Linked DNA regions of Homo sapiens: region 1 is linked to region 2. A link is a loop called in an ENCODE intact Hi-C map of the cell type or tissue named here. Cell type or tissue: PC-9. All regions are shown on one strand. Links, peaks and the distances in the headings refer to the core of each region. The heading gives the core; the rest is flanking DNA.

Region 1 (8,586 bases), core at 320-8,319, 67 kb before region 2:
GACTGGCTTTGGGAGAAAAAGACTTTCATCAGTCAGACTGCCTGGGTATTCCTGTGGTCTTTCAGGATTTTTCTATGGATGTACCCTCTCCACTCCTTTTGTTACTTTTGGGAGGGGGAAGTCTTAGGATTGTGTGCTTTTTCTCAATTCCACAAAACTAGGCTGAGTGTGGAGAGTTTACCATTTCATTTCCCTAAGGTAGTATCTTGAAGTGGTCAAGGTTAAGCATCTTTTTTCAAGCCAGCATAGTTGGCGCTAGTTGTCTGTGTGTACACCTGCATGGTCTGCAGGGGCGTACTCACAATAGCTATGGTAAAAGGGGAGGGCACACAGAGCAGTGGGGCATGCATGGGTGTGTTGGTGGGAAAGATGCAGGTGATACATCCTACTAGATAAATGGGTAGGCCTCTTGTGAAGTCATAAGGCAGTTAGTAGAAACCATGGCCCTTTGTTGTATTCCATGCCTGGTTGCTGTGAGGCCCCACCCCATTTCCCTGCTCCTACCTGCCCCCAGACTATTCAGCCATGCTGATCCCCTCAGTATTCTGAGTGCAGAGAGAAAGAAGTGGGCCTTTGGGCAGGAAGCTGCATGGCTAGAGAAGCAGACACTCAACTACTCTCTCACTTTCCCCCGTGGATAAATTCATAAATTGAGAGGATCTGTATTGGCAATGAACTGTGCTACCTTCGGGAGGAGTGATGTGGGCAGGGTAAAACTGTTCTTATGCTCTTCAGTGTGCCTACTCACAAATTTGTTTCTTCCAATAGAATGCCAGGACATCTCTGCTTAACTCCTGGGCTCTTCTCCACGGATGGTTGTCAAAATCAGTGTTTCTGTCAGGATACAAAGGTTGAAAATTCTGATTCTGCCATCTTTCTGACATCCTCAAGGCCTTATATGCTGAATCATATGTCATTTTCACAAAGACCTTACGGGGCAAATATTAATATCCACATCCTATGGATGAATATAGTGAGGCTGAAAGCAGTAAGTAATTTGACCAAAGTCACTCACCTAGTAAGTGATGGATGGGATTTGACCCAAAATAAAATATAGGGAAATATAGCTGTTGAGCTTAAGCTCTTAAACACTAGAGTATAAAGATGAGCTAGTAAGCTGTGTAATGGCAAAGTAAGAACCAACAATAAAAGAATATTTTTTTTTTTGAGACGGAGTCTTGCTCTGTCACCCAGGCTGGAATGCAGTGGCCCCATCCTGGCTCACTGCAAGCTCTGCCTCCTGAGTTCATGCCATTCTCCTGCCTCAGCCTCCCGAGTAGCTGTGACTACAGGCGCCCGACACCACGCCCGGCTAATTTTTTGTATTTTTAGTAGAGATGGAGTTTCACCGTGTTAGCCAGGATGGTCTCGATCTCCTGACCTCGTGATCCGCCCACCCCGGCCTCCCAAAGTGCTGGGATTACAGGTGTGAGCCACCACGCCCAGCAAGAACATACTTTTATAAATGCAAATGCTTATGAGAAAATAATAAATTACCTCTAGCTTGTAGATTTTTCATCTTCATATATGGATACTGTCCATATATGAAGTATCCCAAGTGATGATGAATCCCAAGTGATCTCTAATCAAATATACTTAACTGTTTGTAACTGTTTCAGCTAGAATCCACCACTCAAAGAAAAAAAAAATAGAAAACCAGAAAGCATTTAAAGATAGTGACCCCCCACCCAAGGTATTCCAGGGAAGGAAATTGAAATGCCATTTCAATGGAAAAAAATTTGAATTTATAATCTTGAGTATTTCAATCTGTTATTTTGGAGCTTGACTGTATTACAAATTTATTTGCATCTTTTTAAAGGAAAATACTGTCAGAAATTTGATTGCATTTATTTTTACCTACTAAACCTATTTAGAAGAGGCCAATGTTGAAGGATATTTCTTTTCTTTAACTTAAAAACAGATCAAAATAATTTTTCATTCTTTTTCCCAAAAACAAAAAAAGTTTTCAATGCATTTTAATAAAACTCAAACTGTCTCTCTCTGTGCTTTCCCTCAAGTTATCCATTTTTAATTGTCTTCAGTTCTTGGCATTTTGATGCCATGGATAGGAATTGTGGCTCTTTCCAGTCTCCCCCACCCACTTCCTCGTATGTTCACTGAAATAGGCTTAGAAGCCATCTGCATCTCTGTGTGGAGGCACGCTAAATGTCAGTCTTCCCATTGGCTCCACACAGAAGAGGGCTCCAAAAGACCTGCTGGTCTCATGCCCAAACTGCTGTGACCCTTGCCTTGCTGGGTTTTTTTTTTTCTATTAATATTTTAACATGTGGGTTGCATGAGCTTGGGAAGCACTTTTGTCTCAGTAGGGAGTAGAAGACAAGCTCCAGTGCACAGATTTTTTTTTTTTTTCTCGGAGACAGACAGAGAACTGGTACTTAGGATCTGACTAAAGAGCACAGTCTCCACTACCTCTCTTTTTTGTAGGTTAGAGGGAGTAAGTGTTAATGTTAAACTTTAAGAAAGGCAAAGGAGAAAGAAGAGAAAAGTATAGGTTAGTTCAATATTGGATAGAAGAGAAGAATAGAAAAGAGGAAAAGGAGATGGTAAAGAAAAAGGCTAAAATAGAGAAAGCTGAGAAGGAAGGAAACATTAAGAGGAATGAAGAAAGAAAAAAATGTAAGTCCTATGCTTAGCACTGAGGTTGCAATGATAGGTAAATCTACAGTAGGAAGAAACTATTAAGAAGAGAAGATATGGAGGGAGAAAGGGAGAAATGAAGACTTCTCTAATGTCTACTGTGTACCAGCCATGTGGTAAAACTTTGATATCCACTATCTCATTCAGTCTTTACCACATTTGTATAAAGTGCATATAAAGAAAGTTAAGCTCAGAGTAATTTTGAAAGTTACATAAATTTCAAAGCTAATCACAGAATCCAATCTTCACTGGTCTTTACATTATAGAGTAAACCCTTTTTGAGCATCTTCTGAACAGGTGTCATATGCTGTGTCAGTTTTCCAGATGAGTGGTACAGTCTCTGCTTTTCAGAACCTCACAATAAATAAGAACAGACTTTTTTGACAACAAATGGAAGTCTAACCACAGGTCGATATGGCAGGGCTAAGAATCTGGAGAAGTCTATACAATACAAACCCATCTCTGGGTTTTAAGATCCAAATTAGAAGCTCAAGTTTATTCTAGCTTGGCTGGAATGATCCTAAACACTTTAGACTATTGGTGGAAACTCCTTGGATACAGAATTCAGTTTTACAACAGTTGGAGGAGTTTGCCTGAGGCAAATGCTTCCCACCTATAGTAGGATCAGTCTTGAAAAGATCTCAGTCTAGAATATGGTATGTGGAAGAACTGCAAGCACTAGACTTTAAGGATTGTCACGTGCCAGCAGAGAAACAAGTTCAGAATGACTGAATCTAAGGGAATAGGGAAGAATCAGAAGGTAAGCAAGGGTTATAAATTGGGCAAGGGTTTTAGATTTTATTTTCAGGGTGAAAAGAAGCCACAGAGGGTTTTAAGCAAAGGAATTAGTGTAATCTTATTATGTATTACAAGGATGATTTAGGGAGGGGATGAGAAGAGTAAGTGGACAACAAAGGAAGTGAGAGACCAGTTTGTAGATGAATTCAGTCATCTGGGTAATTAAAGATGATGACAAGAACTGGGTAGTAGCAGTGGAGATGAAGAGAAGAGAGTCAGATTCGAAATACATTGCAGCGACATGGTCGATGGGATTATCTGATCTATTCTATGTGGTAGGGAGGGCAGAATAGAGAAATGAGAAATGCCTCCTTTTTCCAGTTTGGGCAGCATATTGGAAAGTGATATATTTACGAAGACCTGGAAAACTGAGTAAAAAAGAATTTTTCATTGTGTTTGTTAAGTGGTATTGCCATACAGAAACAGCAGTTCTCTCTTGGGCTTTTTCGTTTTAGACGCATATTAAATACACAAGTGAAGCAGTCTGTAGATATACAGTCAAGTTTTAATGGAAGAATCAGGGGAAGAGGCACAAATTGGGCAGTCTCCAGCATATCCAAGAAACACAGCATAGAAGGAGAAAGGAAGAGACCAAGATCTAAGCCATTATGTATTCCAACATCTAATAGGCCAACCAAGAAGGAACCAGCTCAAAGGTGAAGAAGGAATGACCAATGAGGTAACAAGAAAACTGTGGGAGGGTGGTATCAAGAAAGACAAGAAAAGAGAGCATTTCCCTAAGAAGGGGATGGTCAGATTATCTAGATACTGCTTAGAAGTCCTGTACAATGAGAACAAGAAGTAGCCATTGAATTCAGCCAGATAGAGGTCGCTGGTGATCTTGAGAAGAGGAGTTTCAGTCGAGTGTTTAGTGTGGAAAACTGTATTGAGTGGTTTGAGCAAGGAAGGAGAAAAGAATTAGATGCAGGAAGACTGCAAAACTGTTGTGAAAGGGAGCAGAAAAATGGGGCAGTTCTTTGAGATGAACCAGGAATCAAGAGAGAATGCTTTTAGGTTAGGGTTTTCTGAGATGAGAATAAATACACAATGGAATTGGGGAACAGAATGGGACAAGAAGCAGCTCAGCAAAGGTGAGATCCCTGGCAAAATCCTGCTAAGAGTAGCTAGCTCCAGACTGAAGCCTTAAGGAAAGTTACTACCAGATTTCCCTTACCTTAAACAGTGAGATCTGGACTCTCACAATCCTGCCTCCTCCCCACTTAGGAAATAAATTCCAGGCACTTCTGGACTTCTGAGAGGACATGCGAAATGAAGTATAGTAAAAGGAAACATGGGGTATCTGAGTCAAACACCATCTAAGAGATTGATCTACTTTCCTGAAAGAGAAATTTTAGTAGAGACTTGACATATTTCTTTCGGGACACTTGTTTTTATTTTGCAGCACAGATTTTCCTTCAGAAGATCTTTACTGAGCACCTACTATGTGCTTGTACTGAATCTGTGCTGCTGTGTTATGTGGTTTGCAGCAAGGGATGGAATTTGGGCCTTTCTACACTAAGTTGTATGGTTCCTTTAATGGGTGTGAGTGTATATACAATCCAAAGATGAAAATGTGCAAATAATGAAGGTCTTTAATCATGCCTTCAATATCCATTTAACAATTACCTATTTCAAACTCAAAGCCTGAGTATTTACCTGAAGTGCAGTTTATAAAAACAAGTGGTTTTCATCCTGCCTCTGACCAGAAATAAAAATTTTACAATTCAAATTCTGATGACAATTTAGTGTTAACATGAGTGAGATAACAGATTCCTCCTCTCCCACTGTTCTGTTAATGGAAGAAGAATGTAGCTAATACCCACAAGTTGCATGAAAAAGACAAGAGTGTCATGTAATCTGATTTCATATACCCCCTGGCTCTAAGTTTTGTGGTTGACAACAAAAAAAAGCTTCTTCAATCTCCAGTGTAGTTCATCCTGTTAGTGTTGAGACGACAGAAATAAGTCACAGAGACACATCACCTGCTTTTGTAAAGCTATGCAAAATCCAAAGATAATACAGAAGATGCATGTAGTCCTAGCAAACATCGACCTGAAATGATTTGAATTTATCCCCATTTCTCTTCTATCCTGAAGGAATTGCTCATTAAAAATTTACTCTGGGCCGGGCACGGTGGCTCATGCCTGTAATCCCAGCACTTTGGGAGGCCGAGGCGGGTGGATCACTTTGAGGTCAGGAGTTTGAGACCAGCCTGGCCAACATGATAAAACCCCGTGCCTACTAAAAATATGAAAATTAGCTGGGCATGGTGGCGCAGGCCTGTAGTCCCAGCTATTCGCGAAGCTGAGGCAGGAGAATCGCTTGAACCCAGGAGGCAGAGGTGGTTGCAGTGAGCCAAGGTTGTGCTGCTGCACTCCAGCCTGGGCGACAGAGTGTGACCCTGTTTCAAATAAAAAAAAAAAAAGAAAGAAAAACAAATTTACTCTGAACAAGATTGTGACACAATTTCTTTCTTTTCTTTTATTTCTTTTTTCTTTTCTTTCTTTCTTTCTCTCTCTCTTTCTTTCTTCTTTAGAGACAGGGTCTTGCCATGTTGCCTAGGCTGGTCTCAAACTCCTGAGTTCAAGTAATCCTACTTTCTCAGCCTCCTGAGTAGCTGGAGCTATAGGCACATGCCATTGCACCCGACTTAAAGATTTTTTATTCTTTATTTTTGGTACCTCCTTCCTTCTTCATAGCCAGGACTACTGATTTGTTCAAAATCTCATTTCCTTGAACAAGCTGTTCAATAGAACAGTGGTAGTAAGCCCCAAAACAGTCCTAGCCTGACTTGAAACCCTTCTCTATAAATATTCCTCTTTTCTAGGGCACTTCAGAGTAAGTATGTTTCCTGAGCATGTGCAGATCTTCTCCCTTGGTCAGTTTCTAAAGACAGGCTCAAGACAACCATATGTGGCTGAGTGTTTCATTGCAAGGAGGTGTGTGGACATCAGTAGGTGAAAGAATGCGTCAATTTCCTAGGTAGTAGAAAAATACGACCCGGCATTGGTCCAAGCTGGGACCTGAAGACTTTATCGCTCAAGCACCATGGAGCTCCCGTAATAACTACTGTGGTGTGCCACCAGATGGCCTCACTTCAGGACTGCAGCACCGATGGCAGGCTGCTCAATGTGTTGGCAACTGCATTAGTTTCCCAGGACTACCCTAACGAAATACCACATATTGAGTGACTTAAATAACAAAAATGTGTTGTCTCACAGCTCTGGAGGATAGAAGTTCAAAATCAGGGTGTCAGCAGGGTTGGCTCCTTCTGAGGGATGGGAGGGCCGAAAATCTGTCACATGCTTTTCTCCTTGGCTTGTAGGTGGCATTCTCCCTTGTCTTCACATCATCCTCCCTCTACAGATGTATGTCTCTGTGTCCATTCTCCCCTTTTTTATTGGATTAGGGGACATCCTAATGACATCTTTATTTGATCACCTGCAAAAGCCTTATTTCCAAGTAAAGTCACATTCACAAGTTTCAGGGGTTAGGATTTCAATATCTTTTTAGGGAACACAATGTAGCCCACAATGGCAACTAAGAGCTCACAGATAAATCTCCTCCCAAGCTTGCCCTCAGCTGAAGAGAGCCACCTCTCCCAAGTCATTCCTTTTCCCTGTGTTAACCCACATCCTAAAACTGGTCACTGAGTGTGATATCAAGGCCTGAACACTCTACCCTGGTTCGGGACAATTCTGCAGGGATATCCCAGCTCCAAAATTTCATATAAGCTGGTACAGACATCTGTCTGGTCCTTCTTCTTTCACCTTCCCCATAGACATTACTGGAAAACATACCCCAATAAAGTTTCTGCAGGCAACTATCCAAATCAGAATCTGCTTCCTGAGTCACACCACTTGTAGTAGCACTTCTCTGAGCTTGCTCTGTGCCAGATACTGAAGACCAAAAACAACAAGACATATCCTAACCTCTGAAGCCTTCCACAATATCAGAAGACATTATTAAGTACAGAAAGAAAGGTTTTCGTCACACATAATCTGCCTTTGAAACCTTTATTTCCTATTGTATGACTTGTTTATCTTACTCCCTCCTCTCCCAAATCTTAACCAATAATCATATCCTCCATCTTCTTTTTGCAAAATCTGCTTCTTGAATGAAAAAATAAAGAGGACAAACTATTGTCAATTAAGCATAACTATGAGCTAGACATTTTGTATATGTGATCTCATTTAATTCTCTCAACAGCTCTATTGCCTTCACATTACAAATGGAGAAACGGAGATTCTATGAGGATCAATAAGGACTCAGCTCATCTGGCTTATAACAGACCCAGCAAGGATGAAAACCCCAGGGCTTTTGATTCCAGAGCGTGGGCTCTTTCTATCACACCAGTGGTTCCCAGACACATATGCCACAGGCCAATCAATTAAAAGCAAACAAAAAATTGGCAAACAGAAGTAGAGCTAACAACTTTGGATTTTGCCAGGAATATAAAAAAGTAAAAGCTTCAGTCTTCTACCACCACCATTTCATAATAAAATGAACACTTCAACCCAGAAAACTTTGCAAATATCAAATCTCAAAACAGAAGATTAGCACTTACAATTGAATTAATTCAGCTTCGTGAAAAATATACCACATTGCACTTCATTTTACTCATTTTGCAACAGACTTGTGAAATTTTTTTCAAGAACTGGTAGAGCTCTGGAAAGGAAAAAAAAAAAAAAATTGGACATCCCTAAAAGGTCTGGGTTTTATTCACACTAAAGTGTAAATGACCTCTTCAGGTTAGTTAGCAAAATATGTTGAATATCTAAGAAGATGTATCTAAGTCAGTGTTGATATGATCCAACATAACTAAAGACTACATGGGAATGCCATTATACTTTTCAAGAAACAAAGCAAAAGTTAAAAAAAAAATCGTATTTTTAACTTGGCTATTTTTTCCCCAGATTTCAGATCTCTCTTAGAAGTCAAAAGCTGGCAAGGGTCCAATTTCCAATGAGAAGGTTTTTCTTTGGCCATATCCATTCTCATTCAAATTCCCTATAAAAGTTACAGTCAACAATTTTTATTTTACCATCAGTTACCTTTGGTAGGGAAATAGTTAGAATTCACATGCTAATAACTGAAATCTTGTAAAATGCCAGCTCCGTGTTTGAAATG
Region 2 (8,586 bases), core at 401-8,400:
TTATATAGTTGCTAATGTATAAAAAAAACAAAACGTGTTTCAGTGCTTTGCTTGGCATTGCTGGGGAGAATATTAAAGATATCAAACATTATCGGTTCCTTTGGTCAACTGTCTGGTGAGAAAAGATTTAGTTGCTCAGCTCATGAACAAATCCTTCAGAGATAGGTTATGTTTTAGCAGAGTTGGCCTGAGCACTGAGCATCAAGATATTCAGGAGATAATTCAAGTTCTCATCATCTTGTCAGGTGAAAAGCAGGGCGTGGTGGTATTGACTGAGGAAAGGAAAGGCTTTTTGCTTCTCACACAGGAAAGACTGGGGGCAGAGACTTCCATGGCCCAGGCATCTCAGAAAGGAAAAGAGTTCTGGATCACCAAAGTCTAACTCAGTGTGTTTACATCAAGAATGTTAAGTGCATGCAGGCGTTGAAATGTTCAAGTTATTGAAGCCCAAGCAAACTGGAACAAAAGGACAGCAGTTGCATTGAGAAAGAGCCAGTGGGATGGAATCCACATCCTGAAATGTAAACCTGTGCTTGTTCTCCGGAGACTAAGGGCTTTGGAAAAGAATGTTGCAATTTTTCTATTTCATTACCTGACTATTACTACAGTAGACTTTCTAGTTACCATTTATTGAGCATCTACTATGTATCAGGAACATACATACATTAGCTCATTTAATTAGCTTCCAATTCTCCTATATCCATAAGGGATTGGAGCTCAGGGAAGGGGCTTTATTCATTTTGCTCACCTCCATATCCCCGTGCCTAAAATAGTGCCTAGCAGAGTAGGTTCTCAGTAGAAGAGGATAAATATTATTATCATCCAAACCTGAAACTCAGAAGGATTATATGGCTTACCTAAGCTAAGAAATGGAGGGGCTGAGTCTGGAATCCAGATCCATCTAACCCCAAGTCCTGCCCTCATCCCCTGCATTAGTTTCTCTTACCAGTTGCCCCACCTCTAGGTTTCTCCCTTTTCAAAGATCATGTCACCACATTTAGTCCCCTAAAACACTGTCCTTATGTTTTTCAACTGAAAATCCTCGAGGTCTCTCAGCTGCCTTAAGATGACATTCAAACTCCCTGGCCTAGCATTCCAGGCCCTATGAAATATGGTCTTTACATCACTAGTTTGCACTAAAGCTTGAGTGCAATATTCTTGCTCTTGCTTGAGTAGGTCTTGTGCACTTCTGCCCTCTATCTCTCTCCCTTTACATATGTCATTTGAAATGACCGATTGATTCCATCTGAATCCCTCCTACTCTTTAGAATTCAGCCCACATTGCACTTCTTCAATGATGCTTTTCTATCCCAGCATGTAATAATTTCTCATTTCCCAGAAATTTCAAATCTCTTATTATGTGCCCCATTCTCTAGTTCATTAGATAATATTTCTCACAATAACTGGTCTTCATTAGGGTATAAAACTTGTCTCCACAACTAGAATGTAAGCACATTGAGAGCAGTAATCATGGCCAGAACTAATTTGTAAAAGACAAACACTACATTTAGCATATAAAAATTATTGGTTGAATGATTAATGCAGTTAAGCATTTTGGGTTAGACTAGCTAGATGGCATATATTAAATACATGTGTGTGTGTGTGTATGTGTGTGCGTGCGTGCATGCATGTAATTATTGGTTTAGATACAAAAAAGTGCAAACACTAATATCTTGATACTGTAAGATGTCCCCTGCTTTTCCTCTTTCTTTGCTCTTTGGCCTTTGCTGTTGGCAGGATCCTTGTGTGTCTCTGTTACATGACAGAGACTGCCAATTCTGGGAGACATCCTGCTGAGAGATAAATCCAGAGTCACATCAGCCTGGCTGGGCTGGAGTTCAAAGATCCTGGCCAAGATTTCAAACTGGCTCTATTCAAGAGCCACGAAGTTTTGAGTGGCAGATTTTGCTGCAAGATTACTGCAAGATTGCTGATGGGGATTCTCAGTGACTTCAACAGGGACATGATCAAGTTCTACCCAAAATGCCAAGTCAAATTAGAGACTGGCACTGTGAAAAGCAAGAATTAGGAAAGATTATTATTTATTAACCCTTGTTAATGCAAAAAAAAAAAAACCACAATGATACACTTCTTAGCTTGGGAGTATCATTCAGACTAAACACTACTGTTCCTTGCAAATCAATCAGTTTTAAGGGAAATGCTCATTTACCTGACAAAATGTTTGCCATGTTAGAGTGGAGGTAGGAGAGAAGCTGTCTCCTTCCTGCACTGGCACATACCACCACAATAAAGAAATACAAAGCTGCCTAAGTCCATTCTCAAAAGGGCAGTTTCTAATCCTTTTAGGGTAAGAGAATGAATTTTACTGAGCAGTCTCCCATCAGTAGCTGTTCCTATTCTCAAAAGAATTCAGTTGTTCCCCCCCAAAAAAACCAACTACTATTTGGAACAATCCCCTGGGAACTATTGAGGAACCAGACTGGGGTCTCTACACCATGTGGAGCAAAGACAAAGATTTGAGCTCCTAGAAGCTGCTCTGGAAATATTATTCAAATAGTTGTTCACTTAAAAAAAATTGTTTCCTTTTCTCTGTACAATAGAAGCAGGTTGGGGGCTTAGAGGTATTCTGAAAGGGACAGCCACTCTGGAAAGGAAGCAAGTATATGTATTACACTAAATTACAATTACTATTGACTTGTCTTCCAGGGTACAATGGAGATAAGTAGAAGCAAGTAGAGAAGACTGAAAGCTCCTTGAGGCAGGAGCTGTCATGTTGACCTCTTGGCTCTCTGCTTCTGGAACATAATAAACACTCAGGAGTGTTTATGTGATTTACTTATGCTTGCACAAGTAAATAAATGGGCTAGGAAATGAATAAAAGTAGTGGGTTTCTTTTCTATCTTGGCTCTTATTGAGTGGATTATTCCCAGGTTATTAGAATATTACCATTTTTAAAACTTCTCTGCCATAAGTAACACCTAAATTTACAGTAATTAAAACCTAATGTTTCCTGAATTTTCTATAGCTTCCAAATATTTAAACCATAGTGGGCTAAAATATGCATATCCACTCAGAATGTTCCACTGGACACATGTCCCAGCTAAAAAACACTAAACATCAACTATGGTGTGATCTCTAAATGTCAGTATTGGGACTTGACCACCTTCCTTGACTCTGACCACTAATGAAAACACTCTGTGCTATGTTCCAGAGCTGCAGGATGCTTGACAGATTTGCTGGAAATTTTCACACTGCTCTGACCTCTCTACTAGCTTCCAGGAACACCGCTTCAATACCTTATAATGCCATTACTGTCACTCCCAAACAGGCTCAGAAATATGTGCTGAGAAATGAAATTTTCTTCAGACATTTCTTCACCTAAACCTTCCAACTCTGAAAGAGAGAAGACTCTATCAAGTGAGTCAATTTTGTCTTAAAGGCAAACAAAAAGTTATTGGTACCAGGTTTCAAATATTTAACAGAAAGTATACTTGAAGCATGGCTAAAAAAAAAAAAGTTACTGCTTTTAGGCGCAACTTGAAGAAAATGAAAATACTTTCTATGTCACTAGCTCCTGAAGCATTCTTTTATTTTTCAAGATGTGTAATCCTTGTAAATAATCTGATTATTTCTTAATACCAACAAGGATTGCTTGTAATTACTTGCCTCAAAATTCTCATCCCAGGTTTTCAGAAATAAAGTGTGTCCCCGTGACTATGATGGCAATAACATTCAAAAGGTGCACAAACTTCAATTTCAGTTCACATTCATGCAAAATGCCACTTAACAGGAAAATCAAAGCAGCTGAGACAATAGACAGCTGAACTTCCTCCAGTTACTTCCCTTCTTCTATTATGATTCCAACTATGGGGAGATGCTCCCCAAGTGTGCTTGACTATATGGGAAAGCACTTCCTTCTATGACTCACAGGCCAGACCTTAGTAGCATAAGATCAAAAGAACCAGGATGTAGAAGAAAGAAAATTGTTAACGTGGCCAAATAGGTGCAGATACTGGCTCTATTCTCTCGCCAAGTGGTTAATTCCCCCTCCTCAGCAGGTCTGTAGTTGGCTTCAACCTGAGGGGAAGAGGCTGGAACACCTTTAGGATACAGTGGATGCTATTACCTCCAGCTGTGCCTACCTAAGTGAAATAAATTGGCTAATTGAAGCAATTATTTGGGAATTCAATCCCAAACACCTCACCATCGGGGAGCAATGAGGATAATTTGGAGTTTTTGCCAAAGTAGGTTAACTAATGACTTTCTTTGCATAGATTTAAAAGTTGGGTTAAAGAAGTATGGTACTTCCATTTTTGAAGACATGGGATCAGGGTGCACCTGGGTTTACACTGAACTGTGAGCAGTGTGTGCATGTAAGGAGTGGGAAGATCTAGGTCAGTGGTTCTCAAATTTTAGCATGTATCAGAATCACCAGGAGAGCTTGTTGAAATGCAAATTGCTGGGCTGCACCCCCAGAATGTCTGCATCACTAAGTCTGGGGCCTGGGAATTTGCATTTCTAACAAGTTACAAATTGATGCAGATGTTGCTGGTCCAGGCACTACATTTTGAGAATCACTGATTTAGGCTTCACTCTTGAGAAATTTAAGACAGTGTAGATGTATGATAACCTCATTCTCTCTGATCTCTTGAAAATCCAAATATATAAGGTTGGCTAATATATTTATTCATTCAACAAAAAAATAGTTTGTTGAGCACTCAACACGTGAAGCTTACCTTGGTAATACAGAGATAAAAGATCAGCCTTTATCCCAAAGAGGCTCCTAGTCACTGGAGACACAAAAACAGATAAAAGATGAGGATGAAGCTGTGTGAGAAGTGATATCACAGAGGTAAAGACCAATTGCCAGGGAGAACACAGAAACTAGACCCAGACTGGCAGTCACCAGAAAATTTCCTAGGCCTGCAGGGTAGCAAAGAACGGAAAATAAAGGTAGTATGGTTGAAGAGATTATTGACATCCCTTAGAGCCAGTGTTCCTAAGCCCAAGTGCAGTGCTCCGTTCGTGGGTAAGCTTCTTGATGTCAAGAACCATTTATACCACAAAGCTGCCCAACACTGGCCACTAGGCACATAGTGGGTTTCAGTGTATGAATGATGTCAGCGCTCCATTAATACTAATGACTCCCCCAGTGGAAAATGTACTAAGAAAAGTACGTTGTTTCAAACTGACTCCTAAAACAGTACCAGAGGAAAAGAGCTATTAATCACCAAAAATCTGATTCAAATTTGGAAGAGCAAATGTTGAAGGGGAAAAAACTGAATCCTATTATCAACTCCTTGAACCCACTACTTCCTCCTAATCAGTAGTTGTTTCACTTTACTGAAAGTCAACCATATTTGATAACTAATTATTTACAGGTGAACAAAGTTACCAGATTTGAAAGAAGACGATGAGGGCCAGGTGCGGTGACTCAAGCCTGTAATCTCACACTTTGGGAGGCCAAGGTGGGCAGATCACCTGAGGTCGGAATTTCCAGACCAGCTTAGCCAACATGGCAAAACCCCATCTCTACTAAAAATACAAAAATGAGCCAGGCATGATGGCACATGCCGGCAATCCCCGCTACTCAGGAGGCTGAGGAAGGGGATTTGCTTGAACCTGAGAGGCGGAGGTTGCAGTGAGCTGTGATTGCACCACTGCACTCCAGCCTGGTGAACAGGGTGAGACTCTGTCAAAAAAAAAAAGAAAAAAAAAAAAGAAGAAGAAGAAAGAAAGAAAGAGAGAGAAAGAGAGAGAGAAAAGAAAAAGAAAGAAAGAAAAGAAAGGAAAATAGATGATGTTTTTGCAGTTTCTTTTTGACAACACAACTGCAGGCAGCAAGGTACTTGTTCACAGTGATTTTTTGTTATGCAAATAGTTTGATACAATTCACTTTTGGAAAATTACATTAACATTCATGGCTAACATTTGCCCTGGTGAAATGAAATGGGTATTAACTCGTTTAGCCAAAGTATTCAAAAATAAGAGTAAATAGCCCTTTTCATGAATTCAAAATGAAAAGGATGTTGATCTTCCTTAATTTGAGGCAACATGCCAACATTTATTCTTAATAGTACTTCCCTACTTTAATTAAGATCAGATAAAAAACAAACTGCTATAATTTACTCACCAACATTTTGGTAAGGCTTTTTTCCCTCTCTTTGGTTTTGGGGCTCCTTAGTTTAGATGTATTTCTTTCTAATTTTTCTTTTCTCCTTTAGTCAACGAATAAGGAAGAAGATTGTGTATTTTTTCCTTTTAGCAAGTAGACAAAAGTCTTCATTCTACACCTAGATTATTTTTGGAAGTGGACTAGAGAAGTAACTAGGGAAAAGAAATAGCAGCTATGATGTAGGCAAATCAAAAGGCAGTGAAATAGATAGATAAGCTTTATCTTCTTTTCTAACTCTAAGACTTCATGGTACCTATTGATACGGTTAGGTTTTGTGTCCCCACCCAAGTCTCATCTGATTTATACTCCCTATAATCCCCACATGTCAAAGGAGAGATGAGGTGGAGGTAATTGGATCATGGGGGCAGTTTCCCCCTGCTGTTCTTGTGATAGTGAGTTCTCACGAGATCTGAGTTTTTCAAGTGTTTGGCATTTCCTTCTGCATTCATTCTCCCTCCTGCTGCCTTATGAAGAACATGCCTTGCTTCCGCTTGCCTTCTGCCACGATTATAAGTTCCCTGAGGTCTTCCCAGCCTTGCAGAAATGTGAGTCAATTAAGCCTCTTCCCTTTATAAATTATCCAGTCTCAGTCAGTTCCCTATAGCAGTGTGAAAATGGACTAATACACCTATAATAAATTATCACCTCACTTTTAGATTACATTACAACTTCCCCTTTGATTGGTAAAGAAACATCTTCATTTGCAAACAAGTCATGTTTCAAAAGTCTGTAAGCCAGTTATTTTAAACATGGAAGGCTTTTGTTCCAGAAATATGTTATAAATGGCAATCAAAGTACATAAGCATATCTCATTCATAATATATCTATTGTACTAAAATATAGGGACACCAATAAGAAATCATAAATTACATGTAAGATTAAAACAGAGGTTTTGAATGAAAAACTCTAATATTCCATCCTCTAGACACTTGAAGAAAAGCAGGTTTAATCAGAGGCCAAGAGGGTGGATGAAAATTTTGCTAAAGATGATAAAGTGGGATCCTGGTACTATTAATAACTTGGTACTTGATAACATTTGCCCTTATTTATAACATTATGTCAAAACATATAACAGGTGTAACACTAAATATCCTTTATGCTCATTAGTCATTGTTCGTGTTGAACTTTAGCTTGTAAATAAATTAGAGAGATGAATAAAAATTCCCCCTCATTGGAACGGCAGTGGTGCTAACTAAACCACTTGAATCATGCAGTTGTAGCCCTTCTCACTTTTGCTTTTCTTTGTTTGATCATTTGATTAATGACTTCTCCACTGGCCCAAAGATCTATAAGGGTAGATATCTCATCAGTTTTTGCTAATCATTACATCCCCGACACTTAAAAGAGAGCCAAGTACACAGCTGCTCAAAAATAATTTTTGAACAGATGAATGGGTGAGTGAATGAACAAATGAGTAAGAAAGAGAAAAAGGAGTGGCCTAAAGAACATAGAATTATAGATGTGTTAAAAATGAGTCTCTGACATTACGTTTATTCTCTGTCTAGCCAAAGAGAAGAAAGCAGTAGCCAAAACAGGGGCATAGAAGGAGTTTCCCAAAGGATAAAGACAGTTAGTAGGACAATTTGCTTGCCGAAAATAGAGTACCTCAGTGTGTCCAAGTTTGGTTTGGTTGCTGTTCCAAAATAAGAGGGATTGAAATTGATCAGCCTTAGGATAGTTGAGTGGCAAAGAAGGCCACCTGCAAGTACAATTAGTGGTATACCAAGGGTGGGCCAGTAGGAGAGATCTGCACAGCAAGCAGGCAAACGGGTGGGTGGGAGCACTATCTGTAGAGAATTTAAAAAGAAAATCAGTCTTTTTTTTTAGTATTACTTTGTAGTTGCAATTCTAAAAAATGTCAGTGATAAAATATTCCTCTGTAACAAGATCATTTTGGTCTAAGTTCTAAAAAATTCCTGTAGTTACTGTTTTGAGTTTTAATTACATATATGTAAATTCAAAATTAGCATATTTTAATTACTTACTTTTTAATAAACCTTGCAGTCTAAGTTGAAATTGATTCAGAAAACTTCTAGTTGTACAACAGGTCCCCAACACAGGTGTCCTTGGGTACACGTTTGTTTAAAAGTAAAATCCTCATAGGGCAGTTTGAAAAATCATTTGGCCGTCCCTTGACGTAAGTATTTAGCATTAGTCGTAGGTGTTTTAGCCTGAGATTGCCAGAAAATAGAGCATGATACAAGGACTTGCTGAAAATATTTTATTTGGGAAGTGTGATCCCAGGAAGCATGTGAGGAACAGATGGGGAGAACCAGGGAAGGATGGAGCGCCAGTACAAGGATGTGTTATCAAGCTGGCCATTGCTTCAGGAGAATGGCTGCTTTGTTTAGCAAAGACCACCAGAGAAGCTCCATGGAACACATTTCTGAATCCTTTCCTTGCAGATGGAAAGAGGAGTATTTATCCATGGGCTCCCACCATAGGCTCTT

Evidence for each region. Peaks named below come from ENCODE experiments on the same cell type or tissue, not always from the same donor. Only the 100,000 strongest peaks of a DNase experiment are listed, where the experiment ranks them.
Region 1: it touches region 2 in a loop (2.9-fold over the local background); 1 of 110 quality-filtered maps calls a loop at or near these places.

What each region holds. Positions count from the first base shown.
Region 1 is chr11:92,145,906-92,154,491 of GRCh38, forward strand. It overlaps LOC105369429 (a long non-coding RNA gene), which reads left to right and starts at 504. Exons shown (of 3, transcript XR_947893.1): 1 at 504-710; 2 at 3,912-4,135; 3 at 7,666-7,998. In PC-9, for the core only: CTCF peaks have their summits at 4,302 and 4,505; no DNase peak of the experiment used is centred there.
Region 2 is chr11:92,213,126-92,221,711 of GRCh38, forward strand. No RefSeq gene overlaps it. Among named protein-coding and RNA genes, the nearest start is that of FAT3, 7.4 kb to the right of the region's middle. In PC-9, for the core only: no CTCF peak of the experiment used is centred there; a DNase peak (open chromatin) is centred at 3,886.